Regions from separate parts of the Homo sapiens genome. Here region 2 is linked to region 1. A link is a loop called in an ENCODE intact Hi-C map of the cell type or tissue named here. Cell type or tissue: IMR-90. All regions are shown on one strand.

Region 1 (2,500 bases):
GACCCATTTATCCTGAATCATCTGCGACACAAATGTCTGCAGCCCTGCTGGGGCCTCTCCCTGTGTGCTTGCAGAAATAGGGCCTTCCTGCCTGCTGCCCCACCCCAGCCCCGTTTCGGGACAGGAAGATAAGGTGGTGGAGCACTGACACAGGTGAGTCTTCCACACGCAGGTGTCAGGGGCGGCGGGGGCTGTTTTCAGGAAAGCCTGCCTGTTCTTTAGGTCTCTGGGGAAAAAAAACATGCTTTCCTCCCTTTGTTGGATACACATGTGTTGAGTGCCTGGTGTGTGCCAGACAGTGTAGAGGACCCTGGGAATCCCACAGAAATCAGGACAGACAGAGGCCCTGCCCTCACTGAGGTTCTCAGCCTCACCTATGCTCACCTGGAAGGATTTAGAAATCCCTGGGCAGTCTGATGGAATCAGAACCTCTGGGTGATATGCAGCTGAGGCGCTCCATTTTTTTTTTTTTTTTTTTTGAGATGGGGTCTCATTCTGGTGCCCAGGCTGGAATGCAGTGGCTTGATCATGGCTCACTGCAGCCTCGACCCCCGAGGCCTAAGCAATCCTCCCACCTCAGCCTCCAGGGTAGCCAGGACTACAAGTGTGCACCATCATACCCAGCTAATTTTTTGTTTTGCTTTTTGTAGAAACAGGGTCTCCCTTTGTTGCCCAGGCTGGTCACAAACTCCTGGCCTCAAGTGGTCCTCCCGCTTCGGCCTCCCGAAGTGCCAGGATTACAGGCATGAGCCACCGCACCCTGCCCCGGTGTGGGGCTTTCCGAAGCTCCGCAGGTGACTCCAGCACAGGGTTGAGCCCCACCTGCCTAGTGGTGAGGGAGGAGGGGAAAGGGGCAGTCACAGTCCTGGGAGACCCAGGGTTCCAGGACCACCACAGATCTGTCCACTCTTGGGGAGGCCATGAAATGATTCCTGAAGGAGTCAAAGGACACATTTTAATAATAAATGCTGGCATAGTCACAGGAGGTCGTCAAAACAGAGGGGGAAGCAGGCAGTCAGACCTACAGGCATCCTACAAACTTCCCTTGTATTCTTCCCCTTCTATGTCATCAAGCCGCTCCTCTGCAGCTCCTCTGAGAGCCTCCTGGTTCGCCCTTCAGCAGAGCAAGCACTCCGGACGCCAGGACCGTGGGGCTTGCCTTCCACAATGCTGGAGCGCCATCTGGTGGCCACGGGCAACCTCAGCCTCCTGCCGCCCGCAAGCTGGGTCCCCACCCCGGCTGAGGGCCCGCTGCGGGGGCACAGGGCGCGAGGACACAGCCTAGCACACTAGGGACTCACACTTCATGTTCTTCATCGGCAAGGGAATCATCGCGTGAAAAATGGTCCAACTTTACTCGCAGCCGGAAACTGCAGTGTGGATAGCAATAATACAGTGTCAGATTTCACCTGTGAAATTGTCTAAGAAACGAGGACAGTCCTCGCGAAAATCAAGGGAACAGGCCCTCTAGGAAGCTATTGTTTTCTTTATTTATCCTTTAGCTTTTCTTGGAGATCATGACAGAGGTGTGTGAAATCTGCTCTGCATTTGTCTAGTAAAGATCACGTGAGGAGTTCATTTCAGGTCACACTAGCACCAGGAAAGCCAGACTCCAAGGAAGATCCAAGATGTTTCCTTGTCCCCAAGATTGAAAGCTGGATCTGCCAGGGGCCCAGTGGACCCAGGTGGCTCCTCCAGTTAGGAAAACGAAGCCAGGGATCATGAGGGAGGAGCTATTATGAAGCTGTGGTTGGAACACTGAGAAACCCAGGCTGGCAAGGAGGGGCTGTGCCCACCCTAGGCCCAATGGATGAGCAGAGGGAGCAGCCACCAGAACCTGCAGGAGGAAGAGGCCTCTTGGACAGGGGCAGTGGCTTCTGGCCAGGACACAGCCAGCCTCACCAGACAGGCCCTAGGCAATGGCTGGCCTCTGTGTCCCCTCCCCCATCCCCTGCCAGGGCTCCCCATGGTCTGGGCCCCACTGAAGGTCAAGGCCTGGCATCTCTACACAAAGTGAGTGAGAGCAGAAGGAAGCCCGGAGGAGCCGGGGAAGCCTCAGGCACAGAGCTCTTTCCCCTTCTGTGTGATGAGAAGCTCAGCGTCAAACGGGAGGTATTTTGCTTTCTCCTTCCTTGATCCTTACAGCAGCCAATACAGTGATGCCACTTTTTCCAGGTGGATAACAATGTCTTATTGTTTAAAACTTACACCTGCTTATCATAGGGACAAGGATGAAAACCAATATCACCTTCCAAAAAGTGGCCACCTTTGAAATAACCTTGCCACATCAGGTGTCCAGATAGAGACCCAACAGGAAAACATCATGTGGGGTTTACCTCCCAAAACAGGGTCTGGGTTGCTGCAGTTTGGATATTTGTCCCTTCCAAACCTCATGTTGAAATCTGACCCCCAGGGCCAGACGCAGTGGCTCATGCCCGTCATCCCTGCACTTTGGGAGGTGGAGGCGGGTGGATCACCCGAGGCCAGGAGTTGGAGACCA
Region 2 (2,500 bases), 450 kb before region 1:
TAGTGGTCTTAGTTCTCTCACCGACTGACACAGAGGAAAGAAATCAGAGAGCTTCCTTGAGCCTGAGGCCATGGATAATAATGATCACTTAGACATGAAGTTTCAGAAAGAAAACAGAGACATCTTGAAATCCTTAGTGTCAAACGTTCAGATGAAAGGAGCATATTAAATGCCTCAAGAATCCCATTCACTGGGCCCAGTAATTTTTCTCTTAGTCATCTTTCTAAAGAAGTAATCTAGGATGTGACAAAACATTTTGGGAACAGGAATAATCATTACTGTGCTACTTAAAAAATTAAAATAACATTTGTAAAGGAGGCAAAACTCAATGGCTTACAACAAAAAGCTGTATTCTCATGCTCATGGGTGAGCACAAGAGCCACGGCTTGGCTGATGGGGCAGGATATGGATGGCTCAACTTCAGCCTAACCTTCAGGGGGACTTGACTCTGAGCTCTATTCTGGGTTCAGTTTTGCTCCACAGCTGTCTGGCCACATTCTTCTCCCAGTGGATCAGCCATGCACTGGAGGGCAAGCTAAACCTCACAGCCCTGTGCCAATCCTCCCCTCACAAGACTGCTGACATCCCATGCTCTGTGTAAGCACAGGAACAAGGGAAAAACCCACAGGGCAGGGAAGTAGACTCCACTCATAATGGGAGACAGGGGCAAGTATATATTTGATGAGTGATCATAGAAATAACAACTGTGATCTAGATTTGCTTTGCATTGGCACACATTGTTCTTCAGTGGAGTACCATGGAAGGGGCTTATTGGTACAACAGCATGGCACACAATTTTGAAATCAGGCAGCCCTGACTTTGAGTTCTTGCTCTGCTATTAATATTGACTAGCTGTGCTCATATATATGTTCCTTAACTGCCACTAAGTCATAGTTTCCTCAATTGCTAAATTGGGTTGTTGTGAGGATTAAATGAGAAAACAATGTGGAGCTCTTAGCAAAGTGATGGGTTCTTAGGAAGCAGCCAATAAGTAATCATAACAGTTAATATTAGTGGTAGCTATTGGAAAGGTATTTGAGATTCAGGGATGAATGAAAATCACTGTAAATCTAGAACCCTACCCTTATCTAAACTATCAATCTCTTTTTATTGAACAGTTTCAAATTTATTTTTGATAAACAATTTTAATATAGTCAAACATTTATTAGAAGCAGAAAAGTCATTGTAGAGCACTTGAATTATATTTAAAAGTTTAGCGGTCTAAACTAGCAATCTAAGATGATTGTGAAATAAAGGCATTTAAAATCCTCCTACTTGCTTATCGGAACTACCATACCAGTCAGGATAAGCTAAGCCACGCTGCGCTAACAAATGGCCTGCAGATCTTGGTGCTTTACACTACTAGCAAATGTTTCTTTTACGCTTCTGCTGCCTGTCCACTGGGGGTCAGCAGAGGCCGTCTTCTCTGTCAGCATCACTCTAGGATGCCGGCCACCCAGCAGCCTCTCTGTGCCACTCAGCAGAGGGAGAAGAGACCTGGGGAGCCACGTGCTGGCTCTTGTTGCTTCTCTTTGGAAGTGACACCGTCACTTTCACATATGTTTCATCAGCCAGAGAAAGTCAGCTATGGCTGGCTCAATAGAGCCAGTAAGTCTAATCCTCCTGAAGCAGAAGCTCTGCAGAGAGAGGAGCCAAATATACTGAACATAATACAGTAGACAAGAGAATGTGTGTGACTCTGAAACCATTAAGGGAGTAAAAGGAAAAAAGAAGGAAACAAAAAATGTGGAAAAAGAAACATGGCCATTAGAAATCACAACTTAAGGAAGTATCAAGTAATCAAAGCTAATGGCCGCTCAATAAATATAAAGAAACTAAACTCACAAAACAGACTCTCATATTGGATGATAAAACAAAATTCAAATATATATACACTTTACAACAGAAACACATAACATGAAATGACAAGAAAATTTGAACACTGAAAGAAGAAATGTTTACATCCCAGATCAAGAATCAACAAAAAGGAAGTGTTACTGTATTACCAATTAAAATAAGCAACCAGATTTTTCCCAAGAAAATACACACTTCACCTATATTCTCAAAATTGTTGGCAAAAAGTTAATCATAGTTGTGGTAGGCAGAAAAATGATCCCTAAAAGGATGCTGACACCATAATCCCCAGCAAAGAAGCCCACGACATTAGGACTAAATAAAAATGTTAACCAGGAAGACATGAGAATTTAAAATGTGCATTATTATACAGTATGTTATCAAATAAATGAAGGAAAAAACTCACAGAATTACAAAGAGGCACTGACAAATACACAATCATAGTTGAAATACTTGTCTCACATTGATCTAAAGTCAACCTTTTGTGGTGTTAATTCCCCCAGCATCTCTGGACTGTACAGATGTGGGGCCGAGTAAGTCCAAAGGCCTCTTCTGCCTCAGGAGCAACAGGGAAGCCAGGGCAGGTCTGGGCAGTATGAACAGAACATAAGGAAGGTTCCGTGAAGTTGGTCCAAGTTCCTGCAGA

The links. A loop is a pair of places that touch in the nucleus more often than their neighbours do. Peaks named below come from ENCODE experiments on the same cell type or tissue, not always from the same donor. Only the 100,000 strongest peaks of a DNase experiment are listed, where the experiment ranks them.
Region 2: a loop joins it to region 1, with 19 times the contacts of the local background. A loop is called at or near these places in 45 of 110 quality-filtered maps.

Annotation. Positions count from the first base shown.
Region 1 is chr2:237,570,990-237,573,489 of GRCh38, forward strand. No RefSeq gene overlaps it. Among named protein-coding and RNA genes, the nearest start is that of PRLH, 5.7 kb to the left of the region's middle. RefSeq lists a silencer at 1,104-1,289 and an enhancer at 1,883-2,418. In IMR-90, a CTCF peak has its summit at 1,173 (motif pointing left); a DNase peak (open chromatin) is centred at 1,132; H3K4me3 peaks cover 177 bases.
Region 2 is chr2:237,120,993-237,123,492 of GRCh38, forward strand. No RefSeq gene overlaps it. Among named protein-coding and RNA genes, the nearest start is that of COPS8, 36 kb to the left of the region's middle. In IMR-90, a CTCF peak has its summit at 1,408 (motif pointing right); a DNase peak (open chromatin) is centred at 1,449; H3K27ac peaks cover 369 bases.